Regions from separate parts of the Homo sapiens genome. Here region 2 is linked to region 1. The links are chromatin contacts, found by Hi-C or POLR2A ChIA-PET in ENCODE. All regions are on one chromosome and are shown on one strand. Each heading gives the region's core, a stretch centred on a gene start or an enhancer-like site at or near the end of the contact. The rest is flanking DNA. Distances are from core to core; before and after follow the strand shown.

Region 1 (7,410 bases), core at 4,862-7,361:
TGGCTCAATCTCGGCTCACTGCAATCTCCGTCTCCCAAGTTCACGCAATTCTCCTGCCTCAGCCTCCCGAGTAGCTGGGATTACAGACATGTATCACCATGCCCGGCTAATTTTTGTATTTTTAGTAGAGACAGGGTTTTGCCATGTTGGCCAGGCTGGTCTTGAACTCCTGACCTCAGGTGATCCGCCCACCTTGGCCTCCCAAAGTGCTGGGGTTACAGGCGTGAGCCACTGCGCCTGGCCAAAATTTGTCTTTATCAAGAGATTAGACTTGATGTTTGATTTCATTTTCCTTTCTATCATAAACCTGCCACTTTGTCAGAAAATCAGCTTAAAAACTTCCATAGACTTTTGTCCATTTTGACACTAAGAGGGTCACGGACGAGCTGGCAGCTGGAGCCAGTGTGTGAGGGTGGTGTTGAGGGCTGGGTGCAGGGAGGGGGTTTGGGGGGCGGCTCTCATGGGAGACCGACTCTGTGCCTTGACTCTCACAAGGGTAGGGTCAGGATCTCCCCCGCTTCATTCCCTTTGGAATTGCATAGTCCCCAGCCCTCCCCATGGGGACCCGGCCACAGCCCCCGCCGTCGGCAGCTCACCTAGTCGGGACTGTAGTGTGCCGTCATCGGTGGACGCCATGTCATTGAGTCTGAGCAGCCCCCGGCCTCTCTCCACCCAGGACTGTGAGGTCTTGTCAAAGACAAACAGCTTGCACTGCATCTGGAACACAGTGGCCGCCGGTAAGCAGGGACCCCAGCTGGTGTCCTGCTGCAGCCACACCCTGAGAGTCGCCCTTTAGCCTGTGGGGACTGCCAGGGCCAGCCAACGACGGCCTGGGGGCCACCTTGGTCAGTTTTTTGTCCTGCCCTCAAGCTAGAACAGGCTTTACATTGTATAAGGGGTATCTGAAATTAAAAGAATCACTAAGGAAATGAAAAGCAAAACAACGGTGAGAAGCCTCTCTGCGCACTCTAGGACGGCTATACCCATGTGGGGAAGCTGGAACCCTCACACACTGCTGGCGGGAAGGCCGCATGGTGCCACTGCTGTGGAAGAGTCTGGCGGCTCCTCAAACTGCTTAACAAGGAATTACCACATGCCCAAGCAATTCCATTCCTCGGTATGTACCCAAGAGAAATGGAACATTTGTTCGTGTTCACACACAGATCGCACATGAACGTGCACAGCACCATCATTCACGGTAGCCAAGTCTCAAGGAGGAATGGAGTGACACACATGGTCCGCCCCTACAGCGCATCTCACTCAGTCTTAATAAAGAACAAGGCTCCGACCCCCGCTGCAACGTGGATGAACCTCTGGCTCAGCGAGAGAAGCCAGACACGAAAGGCCACATAGTGCGTTGATGCCATTTATATGAAATGTCAAGGACAGGCAAAAAACAGAGACAGGAAGTGGATCTGTGGCTGCCAGGGGCTGGGGAGGGAGGAGGAGTTACTGCGAATGGACAATGCTCTTTCTGGGGGAATGGGACAGTGTTCTTTTTGGGGGCAGAAATGTTGTACGTTAGATTCTGGTGAAAGTTGTCTGACTCTGTGAATATACTAGAAACCACGGAATTGTATGCTTTAAAAGGATGGATTATATAGCATTTGTACTATATTTCAATACAGCAGTTTTGTATATATAAACAAAGAAAAATACGAGACAGACACCCCTACATGGCTTTCCACATACCCCCTAAGTCAATCTCTTTCAACATGAACAGATGACAAAGTGGTAAGTGGGAAAAAAGAACAGTGCTCTTAAGAACGCCACGATACGCCACCCGGTTTACAGACACAGACACCTGCTTATGTGCCACGGGAGAGGAAGCACATGGATGCTGCCCAAGCCGGGTGGTGCGGCCTGAGGAGCAGGAATGGGGGATGCCAGGAGGGGACGGTGGGGTGGAACCTCTGGCCGCACCTGATCTTTTCCCTACGAAGACACCACAGGATGCCAGGTGACAAATAATACAGTTGCCAGCTCTGGGCGACAAGAGAATATGTTTGGTATGACAGTCTTTGTCATTCCCTGAACCATCAAAAATGTCTCGGGCTGGGCGTGGTGGCTCACGCCTGTCATCCCAGCACTTTGGGAGGCCGAGGCGGGTGGATCACATGAGGTCAGGAGTTTGAGACCAGCCTGGCCAACATGGGGAAACCCCGTCTCTACTAAAAATACAAAAATTAGCCTGGCGTGGTGGTGCACACCTGTAATCCCAGCTACTCAGGCGACTGAGGCACAAGAATCCCTTGAACCCAGGAAGCAGAGGTTGCAGTGAGCCGAGACTGTGCCACTGTACTCCAGCCTGGGTGACAGAGTAAGACATTGTCTCAAAAAAAATTAAAACAAAACAAAGAATGTCTCAAACAGATCCTCCTCCTCTGAAACCAAAGACATGCAAGAAGCCCCTGAGCCTAAGCTCTCTCTACAAACGCCACCAACAAAGTCCCAGAGCGTGGGGCCAGTGGCCCCTCCGTCATCTCAGGGGCAGGCCTGTGTGCTCAGAGGATGTGGGCCCAGCCCTTGCGGTTGGACCCCCAGGTGCATGGAAGACCCAGGGCCACCGAGGAGGGGCCGGCCCCTCACCTGTAACACATTGCTCTCCGCCTCCTCCCCGGTGATGACTTCCACTTTTTCCAACAAACACTTCCGCGCTGTTGCCTTGGTGTAGGCGGCTGCCGACTCAGCCAGGGACTCTGAAAAGTTATTGGCCAAAAAGACTGACTGATTATTTGGCGAGAGGAGAGCCATCTCCCCTCATCCGACAGGAGATGAGAGGGTTGGTTCTGGTCTCAAGGACGCCTGCTGCCCCTGGCAGGCCTGCCCCGGCAACCCAAGTGGACCCTAGACACAGCCAGAGCATATGGCCTCAGAAGCTGCAGGGAGACCATCTGGGGGCCAAGTGTGGCCCCAGACTCTCGTGTTCGTGCCGAGCAGTCGACGGGGGGACAGTGAGGGACTCCTCCACGCCTGCTGCCTGCGCCTCCCCACCCTCCCCACGGCCACAAGGCGACACAGGCCCTCGAGTTCTTTATCACAAACCCTTGCTCACTGCAAGGCAGGGCCCTGGAGCTGGTTCACATGTGGTTGTTACTGCTGCGGGAGTCGGGCCCCTTATCCCTCCCGGCTGGGGGTGTGAATGGACCCAGCATCCCCCAAGATGACCTACCATGAGCCCCATGCTGTGGTGGGACGCTAACATACCTTTCTCAGGGGTGGCCTCCTGGGACGAGGACTCAGACCCTGACTCGGCAGCTGCATTTTCCCTGTTGGCATCTGAACTGACCTCGTTTAATTTTGGGGGGCTCTGCAGGGACACAAAAGCATACAAGGAAGAGGGCACTTGTGTGGTCCTTCAGCAGCAGCTCTGAGCACCTCTCTGCCTGGCCCCCAACACTACGCTGCCCCCAGCACTCCTGCCCACTCCCGGTGACACCCTGAACTGCCTGGGAGCTCCCCACGTGGTCCCTCAGGCATCACTACGGGGTGAGTGCCACCAGCCGACAGTCCCCTCGAGCCACACTGGTCACTCCGTCTGGGTGAGGCAAGACTTTGAACATTTCATTGAAATAGAAAAAGCACAGCGTGGCCACGAAGGAAGAGAAGCTGCAGAGTACTTAATGCAGCCTAACTCCAGACAGAGCTAGAGTGACCAGGCGGCTCAGGACAGGCCCTCACGCAGTCGCAATGGAGCTGGGTGGAATCAGGAAGAAAAAGGAACATGTGTAAAGAGGTAGGCAAACCATTCTAGAACCCTCTCCCAGGCTGGCTGGGCTCCTGGGAACGGAGATGGGCCTTTCGTGCACCCAAGGCCTTGGCCGCGGTTATGCTCACAGGAGCAGGGAGGCCAGCAACCCTGTCCACCAGCACGGCTGGCTCCGTCCCACAGGACTTTTGTCAGTTGGCCTGGTGGGGAGGAACCATGGACCCCGACTGCCAGCAGGACCCTGCAGCCTCCAGGGAAGCCCATCTTGGGATGAAGTTGGCCCTGGTCAGCACGGAGGAGCCGGGAAAAGCGAATGCCAGTTCGTAGGCAGCCAGTGGCCCTGGCCAGTTTTCAGGCTGAGTCTGAGCAGGGTCTTCCCTCTCTCACTTGCTACTGAAGGCATCCCCATCTCACATAGGACGACACAGCAGCCCTGCTCTCCATGTCCCCTTGACCTGTGGCTGGCGCCGAGAGCCTCTGGTCCCTGAGAACATTCCCAACACAGCCACTCACCAAAACTCGCTCGCTCATGTTCTGGCCAAATACAAATTTGTTGCTGGAGGCGTCGGCACTATTGGTTGAGTTCTCTAAACTGAAGAGAAGATGTGCAATGAGTGTGGGGCGTCACGTGGGAACGTGGCCAGGCAAATGTATGGGTACCCATGGAGCACACACTGACACAGAGGGCACAGTGGAGGGGCCTCCGCCACTGTGCACGGGGTGGCGTGTCAGAGGCAGGAAGCCACACACCTCCCTGTGCCATTGAAAACATTAACCCTTAGCTCGCCCTGATGGAGGGGCCCCACAGCATGAGGGAAGCCACCTTCCACCTGCTCTACCCGCCCATCTCCCAGTCGGGACACGCTTTCTTCTGAGACACCTGGAGGGGCAGCTGGTCCGTGGGTAGCATTACCCCCAGCCATGTCAGTCAAGGACATGATGAGGTCTTTGCCCCAGGTGCCCAAACCCAGAATAAGGGGGCGCCTGAGTCGCCTCTGGCCTGCTCTGTTCTGCTCTGGGCATGAGGTCCACAAGACAGAGGGCACACTCCAAGGGCTGGGCTGTAGCCTCCATGGGCCCCTGGACAACCCCACAGAACTCTGGTCCTGTCTCAGGCGTCCAGTGAATCCCAGGACAAGGCCCACCACCCTGGCCCACCCAAGGTTGTGCCCAGAGTGGGGAATGAGAGAGAGGGGCCTGAGAGCAACCTGGATTCTGGGCCTGAGTCGGGCACGGGGACCACAGACCCCTCTCTGGCAGAAGCCCTCGCGGCCACCTGCATCGCCATGCCAGGCTGGCCGCTGACACCGAGACACACACCTGGAACTGATATACTGGAGGAAATAGTTCGTTGCGGTTGGCGTGTCTGCGCTGGGGTGTCCAGCATTCTCCATGTCGGCTTCGTCCACGCTCTCATTTATCAGCTGGGAATGAGACGGAGCGCTCAGTAATCGGGGGTGGGGGGGTGCCTGGAGTTCCACAGCTCAGTGTCTGCAGACCCCCTGAGCTGCATGGAGCTGCTCGGAGCCATGAACCCTCTCCTGTACCCGCCTGTGTGTGTGCGCGTGCATGTGCTGGGGGGCAGGGCTATAATCAACTCCATCACCTTTTGCTTTAACAGTTAGGATGGAAAGAGAGCTCATGAAGCTCCAAGGAGCCTTTTCCACCTTGTTACAAAACCACGCCTTGTTATAAAACCACGCCTAAGCTGGCCTCTCGGTCAATGCTTCATACCAATAACACAACGTTACAAAGCTGACGTTTTGGGGGGTTTACTATGAACATGATAGAAGCAGAATTTCTTGAGGGCCTCTTTCCTACCAGCTGCTATGCTGAGTCTGTCAAATGCACGATCTGCTTTAATCCTCACGAGGCCTGGGAGGGGGATGTTAGGGACCCTGTTTGACCAACAAGGAAGCAGAGGCTCAGAGGGTTAAGAAACCATGGCTCTGGCTGGGCGCGGTGGCTCGTGCCTGTAATACCAGCACTTTGGGAGGCTGAGGCGGCGGGGAATCACTTGAGGTCAGGAATTCGAGACCAGCCTGGCCAACATGGAGAAATCCCCACCTCTACTAAAAATACAAAAAATTAGCTGGATGTGGCAGTGGGCGCCTGTAATCCCAGATATTTGGGAGGCTGAGGCAGGAGAATCGCTTGAACCCAGGAGGTGGAGGTTGCAGTGAGCAGAGATCATGCCACTGCACTCCAGCCTGGGCGACACAGCAAGACTTCGTGTCCAAAGAAAAAAAAAGAATCCATGGCTCAAGTTTGCCCTGGAAGGAGAGGCTGGGATTTGACTGAGACTGCGAAGTGCACGTAAGCCTCTGACTTCTGCAAGAAGCCAACCCCACCAAATTCAAAGCAGCTGTCTCCCCAGACTCAAGGCAGAGATTCCACAGGGCCTGAACTCCACAGGCCAAGCCCTTCCCCGCCTCTTGCCCTCCCTCCTTGGAGGGAACAGCCCCTGAGGGACTCATTATTTTGCCTAAAGCCATGGCAACAGCAACATCAACTTTCCACGTTTCTCGACTTGGGCTTCTGTTGGACGGTGAGTAACAGAAAGGAAAGCAGAAAACACAAGCCGGTGCTTTCTGCATGCTAGAGAGGTTTTTGTTTATTTCAGGGCCCTCCCCGTCGACACTACTGACATGTTGACACTGGGCCCAGAACATTCCCTGTGGTGTGGCTATCCTGGGCACTGCAAGGGGCGGAGTGGCATCCCTGACCTCCAGAAGTACCTCCCAGTTGTGACAACCACAAAAGTCTCTAGACACAGCCACCGATACCGCCTCTCGAGCTTTGAAAGAAGCTTCTTGCCAGTGGAGCTGCTAGAGATGCCGTAGCACATTCCATGTCTGTGGCTGGGAAAGGTGGTGCTGGCTGACCCTGGTCTTCCTAGAGTCCCAGTGCATGGTCCAGGGCCACTGTTTCCAACCACTGCCATCCCTTCCCCACCACACAATCTCCAAACTAGGACCACATGTCTGGAGGGCAGCCAAGAGGTGGCAGACGCTTTGCTCCCTTTCAGGAGAGAAGACAGTGTTGTCACCCCACCCTGCCCCACTTAAAAAAAAATAAGGTGACAGTTCTTAATGGGGGCGATTCTACTCCACAGGGAATACTGGCCACGTCTGGGGACATTTGTGGTTGTCAGATGTCAGGAGCATTGGGTGGGTGGAGGCCAGTGATGCTGCTCAGCACCCTGCAGTGCCCAGGGCGACTCCTCAGAAACTAAGAATGGTCCAGCCGTAATGCTGCTAGTGCTGAAACAGAGAAACCCTGAAATACGGGAACAGAAACCTCTGGGCAGAGCTGAGAACACTGGACCGTGCTGTCTTTCTTCTCTGCTATGAAAGCCTGAGGCCTCAGGTTCAGTCACCTTCCCTGTCCCCGCTACCATGAGAACCAGGGACCCTGACTTGAGAAGTCACTGCAGGTGAGGGCTCCGAAGCCTGGGCTGCTGGTGGGGAAGTGCCAGGGCCCAGCACACGCACACCAGCAGCAGACTGTGCCGTGAGCCATGGGGCTGCCTCGCTAACACCTTCTTTGTCCCACGCTCCCCTCCCCTGTTAAAAGGAAAATCTACCTACTTGCCTGCTGTTGAACCTGGGGAAGGCATAAAAAGTCAATGTGCTGGTTCAACAGCTCACATACCTTAACTCTGTCCCTCAAGTTCTGCCCAAATACAAAGGCTTGCTGTG
Region 2 (7,039 bases), core at 329-2,828, 97 kb after region 1:
CGGGAAGTAGTCGAAGTGGAGGAGGTGGGGGGTGCCACCTGGTTCTGGATCTTTCTTGAAGGTGAGGTTGAAGAGCATCTGGGGGTGGGCATGAGAGGAGCAAGGAGGCGAGGACGCAGTGGGGTTGGGGGCCGAGCGCCTGGAAGATTGGCTGCCCCTGCCTCAGATGGGACCGTGGGCGGGAGGCGCAGGGGTTGTGGGAGGCGCAGGGGTTGTTGAGGGTGGAGGCCACGCACTGAGCTAAGACACTAATCCGAGGCAGGCAGGAATTCCAAGGGAAAACAGCGGCACTTCTGGACAGAGGCCCCTTCTGAGGAGCTGCCGGCTCTAGCAACCCCACTGTGGCCTGCAGGACAGCACGGCCATCGTGCCAGGCTACACAGGTCACCAGCTGAAGGCTAAATGACCTTTGACAATGTGTGTTTCTTGATTTCAAAGCAAAAAGTCACATAACCCAAATACGACTCTTCCACACGCAGCTCTCTCCCGCAGGGTGTGCAAGTGATGTGTTTACTTTAGCAGACAGCGCCACCTCATGGTGACAGAGACTCGGTGAACCTGCTACGGGGTCCCGGTCGGCTGGTAGCCTGAGGGCAGCCCGGTGGCCCCCAGGGGCTGAGGCCGCCTCTTCTGCTCAAGTCGGTGGCCTGCCACACCCGGTCGGGTGAAGACATGTTTCATCCCCAGCCCCGGCTCCGTCCCCTTCCCTCTGGAAGAGCTAATCCCCATTTTCACGGCGCCATATCATGCCCTTTTCCAGTTTGGACACTGCTAGGGGGCCTCCTCCTCCCTGGGAGTTTCCACGCCAGGCTGACCATCAGCTGGCTGGAAGGTTCTTCCAATGTGCAGACCTCCAGGCCCTGCAGACCCCCTGGGTCCAAGCCCCTAGAGGGGAGGCCTGGGAAGCTCCTGTTGACCGGCTGGGTCTGGACAATGCTGTCTCGTTTTACCAGGCTCCCAGCACCTGAATACACCTTCCCTCCTGAGACAGCGCAGAGGAGGGAACCAGCTCCGCGGAACACGTGGCCAGCTCCGCTCAGAGATGTCTGTGAGGGGTTCCCTAGGTGGGTTTCCCACGTCTTCCACCTTCTGCCCTCAAATGCTAAGCTCCCTGGAGTGACTTTTCCTCCTTTTTTACTCCCTATGTTCGGCACTGACCTGGCCAGAACCCTGCACACGGTAGACGGTGGTCTGACGTCACCAGCTGGCAGCAAGGAAGAGGCGCACAGGCCCTGCTGCTGGGGCGACCTGCCTGGGGCTGTCTGAGAAGGGAGGTCTGGGAGGCCACTGGGAAAATGGGTCTCCAGGGCCCAGCTGCTCCCACACACTTGGCTTATCTGCCACAGGGTCAGGCTGGCAGGGGAGGTGGCACTGTGGCTGTGCCCCCGCCTGACCTGCAGAAGGCCGCTGCCCACCACGACCTCAGTCTCAGCCACAGGCAGCCCTGGGGACAATCGTTGCAAGGGCACGTCACCCCGTCCATCAGCAGATCACGTGCTTTAACTCCTCTCTTCCTCTCTGGCTCTCACATTTGCCAAAACAAGATCTAAGTTTATTCTGCCCGTGTGTGTGGTGAACTTTTTAGAAAGATCTTATTTTACTTCCTTTGCTTCGAGTCACCAAGCCCGGAATCTTACTGATCACAGCTCATGACAGAAGGAAACAACTCAACAGCGAATCATCAGTGAGTAAAAGAAACGAGAGATTTTACCTTCAGCTCGGGAATACGAATCTTCATCGGGGAAGCGACCTGAGAAAGTCTGCCTTTCGGATGAAGTGTTAGAAAGCAGGAAGGATCCCAGCAGCCAGAGACAAGCGGCTCATGCATTTTCCCATAGACATTTTTTCTTTTTTTTTTTTGAGATGGAGTCTCGCTCTGTCTCCCAGGCTGGAGTGCAGTGGCGCAATCTCAGCTCACTGCAACCTCCGTCTCCCAGGTTCAAGCGATTCTCCTGTCTCAGCCTCCAGAGTAGCTGGGACTACAGGCATGTGCCACCACGCCCGGCTAATATTTGTATTTTTGGTAGAGATGGGGTTTCGTCATGTTGGTCAGGCTGGTCTGGAACTCCTGACCTCAAGTGGTACACCCGCCTTGGTCTCCCAAACTGCTGGGATTACAGGCGTGAGCCACCGTGCCCAGCCCATTTTCCCATAGACATTTTAACTCTCCCGTGGACTTGCTGCCTGTCCAGGCTCTGCACCCCCATCCTGCCTGGGTCACGCAGCCCTCTCGCCCAGGGCTGATACCCTGGACCCGCATGGGTTTGCGTTCAGGCTGAAGATGGCCTGATCCTTGCTGAATGGGGAATGGTATTCTGCACATTTTCCCATGTATGTGCTCTGAGTTTAAGACTGGGGGCTGGGGAGATCCTCTCTCCAAGCACGTGTGGAAGACTCCCTTCTCCCTGAGTTCATCTACAGGGAGGATGTCATCCAGCAGTGACAGATGACAGGATGACCATGTCCTACCCAGCCTGGAGAGGGGCGGGGCACTGAGCAGGGGTCTGGCATGGTGTTTGTTTTGTTTTGTCTTTTTTGCTTCAAGACAATCGGCAGAAGGAAATATTTCTGCCATTTCTTCTAGTGACCAGCCCCCTGAGGCAAAGGGCAGAGGCCTCGTCAGGGGCTGCGGTGAGCAGGTGACCACACCTGTACCTAACCCATAACCCAGGTTTCTGGACCTGTCCTACATCACTTTCTGCCCCCAGAATCACTCACTGCCTTTTGATAACGCCTCATTTTACACATCGGCCAGCACAGAAGTCAGGATGGAATCACAGTGAGGACGGGAGTGAGGACGGGATCACGGTGAGGACGGGAGTGAGGACGGGATCACGGTGAGGACGGGAGTGAGGACGGGATCACGGTGAGGACGGGAGTGAGGACGGGATCACGGTGAGGACGGGAGTGAGGACGGGATCACGGTGAGGACGGGAGTGAGGACGGGATCACGGTGAGGACGGGAGTCAGGACGGGATCACGGTGAGGACGGGAGTCAGGACGGGATCACGGTGAGGACGGGAGTCAGGACGGGATCACGGTGATGACTGGGGTCCACTGAAGGGGACTTCTTCTCTGATGTCTGAATTCTCAAGAGAATGTCAGAGCCCAGTTTAAGTGCTAGAGAGCAACTACTAGAAGGACATTCTGACTTCGATGGCCCGTCCCAGTGTTAAGATGCCGAACACATTTCCAGCTATGTGCAAAACCGAATCAAGAGCGTTTGGGGAGAAGTGAAAGCGATGAGTCTGAGGGGGCCAGAGCTTTCCTTCTCTGTTGTCCCTGGAAATAAAGACGGAGCCTGCCACGTCCCCCAGTCCCATCCTGCTACAGGGCTGTGCAGAGCTGAGATGCCCCCAACCTCCTGTCATGGGGACTGTGATCACGGTCTTCTCCCAAGAGACAAGGGGAGGAGAAAAATCCTAGACGCTAAAATCTGTATGAATTAGCTGCTTTATGCTTTTCTCAAATTACTGTTTCTTTCCAAGAGAGGATCCCAAGAAAATTAGCTAAGAGTCTAAGGCATTCCCGATCCTATGTCATTTTCTCTCTTTTTTGTTGCTGTTGCTGATTTTTGTATTGTTTTTATTTTTCATATATAACTATACTGCTTATCACCTGCCAGGTATTGTTGAAAGTATTTTACGTACATTAAATAATTTACTCCCTATGACAACCCGAGGAGGTAGGTGTTGTTATTATCTACCTTTTACAAATAAAGAATCTGTCTTGATTTCTCCTTCATTGCTGAAGGGTATTTTTTGCTGGATGTAGGATTCTAGATTGGCTTCCCCTCAACCACCTTTCACAAATGACACTTTAAAGGTGTCATTTTATTGTCTTCTTCTTTTTTTTTTTTTTTTTTTGAGATGGAGTCTCACTCTGTTGCCCAGGCTGGACTGCAGTGGCGTGATCTCGGCTCACTGCAACCTCTGCCTCCCGGGTTCAAGCGATTCTCCTGCCTCAGCCTCCCAAGTAGCTGGGATTACAGGCGCCCACCACCATGCCCAGCTAATTTTTCTATTTTAATAGAGACGGGGTTTCACCATGTTGGCCAGGCTGGTCTCAAACTCCTGACTTCAAGTGATCCACCCGCCTTGGCCTCCCAAAGTGCTGGGATTACAGGTGTGAGCCACCGCACCTGGTTGCCTTCATTTGTCTTAAAAATGTCTATGCAGGTTACAAGCAGAGCAGGGACAGGTTGCCAGGTCAGACGCACACTTACATGGCTGTTGAGTAAACCGCTTTTGTGTGATGTGATTCCTTCGCTTTTTTGGAGGTTTTCAATCGCCATTTCAAGCTAAAGAAAATGTGTGCAGAAACAAAACAAAACAAAATGGAAAAAAAAAAAAAGGAAATCAGATGGTTAGCATCAGCCAAGATTTGTTTTTATTAATATCCAAATAATGATTCGAGCTCCTACAAAATAAAAATGAGGCTCCACGCAGGCAGGGCGGGGGTGAGTTAAATTGTGCATGAAAGCTGCGGTAGGGAGTGTTGCTTCGCACACGTAGGTAAGCCCGAGAGCCCGTCCAACAGAAGCAGCAGAAATCATGTTGTAAAAACTTGCTACTGAACTTTAACCTGGCATATGTGTGTGCACGCCGTAGCATTAATATGCAGCCACTGCATCCATTCCAGTGTCAGCCAAGCCAGCATCATAGTCACCTGCTCCTTTCCCCACGCCACATCGATGGGGAACCAGAATGAAAGCAAGGAGAGATGGCAGCCTTGACTCCCCAGCCAGGCTGTCCTGTCGCAAATCCCAGGGTCTCCCCGCTGCTGGAGGCTTTGGGAAAATAGCAGCGAGGCCAAAGACTCAGACCCTGCCACCAGGAGGCCGTAGGATCCAGGGCCACTGGACACTGTCTGGCGAATGTTTACCCAGTGGGAGCTGTGCGAAGAAGATTTTTGGAAAAGAGAAAAGAGTTTTGGAAGAAAGAGTTGGGCAGCTAACAGCAGAACTTCCTGGAGGAAGGGGCTTTTGAGTTGGATCCTGAAGGACCTGATGGAGGTGGGGAGGGAGGTGGGCGGCAGGTCCACGCGATGGAGGAGGCACACAGCTGTGCGTGGCCACTAAGGCATTCGCACGCATTTGGTTTGTCCTAGACTCGCACACGGAAAACAGCGACGTAAAATCTGCTGCAGCCCACCCTGACGACCAGAGGACTGAAGCGGGAGGAGATGAACTTGAAGTATATGCTTCCTTTCTTAAGGAGGCCAAAGACTTGACACTTCTGCAAAGAGCAGGTTGAGTGTGTATTTCAGAGAGCAGGCGAGCGGAGCTGAGTTCAAGAATGAGAGGGTAACTGCTTCTCCCACGGCCTCCGACCACGGTGGTTCTGCCTTCTCTCATTAGCTACCCTTGCTTCAAGCCAAGGAGGACGTCAGGGTCACCTTTAAGAAGTGCAGAAGGTACACTGGAGGACCAGGGGAAAGTAGGATGGTGAGACCTCTCCCACCCATCAGCCTCAGGGTGCAGGCGATGAGAAGGCAATCGCCACCTCTATGATAGAAAAAACACACATGCCACCCCCATGTCTTGGGGCCATTCTGATCTGCAGCTTGGGCAGCCACGTGAGTACTGCCCTGTGGCACCTTCCCTGTGGGACATCGCTCACCTATGGGTGCCGGGAGAGCAGAGTGCATGACCTCTGGAAGTCTGCCCTAATCTCAGGGGGCCTTGTCCAGTGCCCAGCAGACTGGGAAGGAGAAGAAAACACTGTCTCTCCAACATAGTGGGTCTCAATCATTTGGTCTATTAAAAAATACACTATTACAAAATTTTGAGATTTCACCACCCACCCCTGAAAAAGAGCTTTATTTACTTATCTTTTTCTTGAGCCAGAGTCTTACTCTGTTTCCCAGGCTGGAGTGCAGTGATGTGATCTCGGCTCAGGGCCACCTCTGCCTCCTAGGCTCAAGTGATTCTCATGCCTCAGCCTCCTGAGTAGCTGGGATTATAGGCATGTGCCACCACACCCAGCTAATTTTTGTATTTTTTAGCAGAGACGGGATTTCTCTACGTTGGCCAAGCTGGTCTTGAACTCCTGGCCTCAAGTGATCCGCCCACCTCGGCCTCCCAAAGTTCTGGGATTACAGGCATAAGCTACCACACCCTGCCTGCTTTTGTTTTTAAAAGTTAAATGTATTATTTCCCTTATTAGAAATCAAAATAGATAATTTTTAAAAAGATGTATTAATTCATTAAAAAATAATAAACCCATTATAGGTTAACACTTGAAGAATAGGTACACTTTCCAAATTAAAAAAAAAAACAACAAAACCAAAAGAAGAGTGGAATGATTCCGCATCTTCACAAATCTGTAGAGTGCGTGACTTACAGAAGACAACTCTACACATCTACTTCTGTATCTCCATCTGTTATTGTATACTGTTTTAGTTGAAGTACATTGAAAAAACTTGGCCTCACACAGATATATAGTTGGAAAAGGAGCACTGTTTTAATAGCCTTTTCAGATAACTGGGGATATTTTTACTTGATACTATAGCAACACTTGACAGCTGGTAATTTCTTAAAGGTTAGCTGCAATGTGGAATCTGAAACCATATCAACGAGCTTTTCATCCTCAGTTACATTAAAATCCATTAATCTTGAGCTGACATCCATGACAATGGCAGAGTAAGGAACTCTAGAACCCATCCCTTCACAAAAGCAGTCAAAAAATGGGCAAAAATTGTCAGAATCGACTTTATCAGAACTCTGGAAATGAATTAAAAGATTATGGCAAACAGGTGAACCCTTAATTAAAAAAAAAAAAGATGAAACTTGGCATTTAAGGAAATTTTCGTCAGATCACTAGCTGACCACTAAGGTAACTGAATAGAGATTTTGGCCGGGCACGGTGGCTCACGCCTATAATCCCAGCACTTCGGGAGGCTGAGGCATGTGGATTGCTTGAGGCCAGGAGTTCAAGACCAGCCTGGCTAACATGGTGAAACCCTGTCTCTACTAAAAATACCAAAAAAAATTAGGTGGGTGTGGTGGCACATGCCTGTAATCCCAGCTTCTGGGGAG

The links. A loop is a pair of places that touch in the nucleus more often than their neighbours do. ChIA-PET counts read pairs that join two places held with the same protein, here RNA polymerase II (POLR2A). Pooled maps may share reads with other maps.
Region 2: a pooled map shows a loop between it and region 1 (6-fold over the local background). The contact joins two enhancer-like sites. A Hi-C loop is called at or near these places in 1 of 37 single-sample maps with no recorded cell type and 6 of 50 pooled maps. POLR2A ChIA-PET finds 5 or more read pairs at or near these places in 2 of 52 experiments (K562 and endothelial cell of umbilical vein).

The regions. Positions count from the first base shown.
Region 1 is chr19:5,920,605-5,928,014 of GRCh38, forward strand. It overlaps RANBP3 (RAN binding protein 3), which reads right to left. Exons shown (of 17, transcript NM_007322.3): 9 at 7,364-7,410; 10 at 5,030-5,133; 11 at 4,223-4,301; 12 at 3,208-3,310; 13 at 2,590-2,699; 14 at 597-717. Among named protein-coding and RNA genes, the nearest start is that of CAPS, 10 kb to the left of the region's middle. RefSeq lists an enhancer at 7,268-7,357. Within about 2 kb of position 6,112, at least 14 of the 41 ENCODE cell types and tissues checked have a DNase peak (open chromatin) inside an H3K27ac peak, as active enhancers do.
Region 2 is chr19:6,021,938-6,028,976 of GRCh38, forward strand. It overlaps RFX2 (regulatory factor X2), which reads right to left. Exons shown (of 18, transcript NM_000635.4): 6 at 4,226-4,300. Among named protein-coding and RNA genes, the nearest start is that of RFX2-AS1, 37 kb to the right of the region's middle. Within about 2 kb of position 1,579, at least 11 of the 41 ENCODE cell types and tissues checked have a DNase peak (open chromatin) inside an H3K27ac peak, as active enhancers do.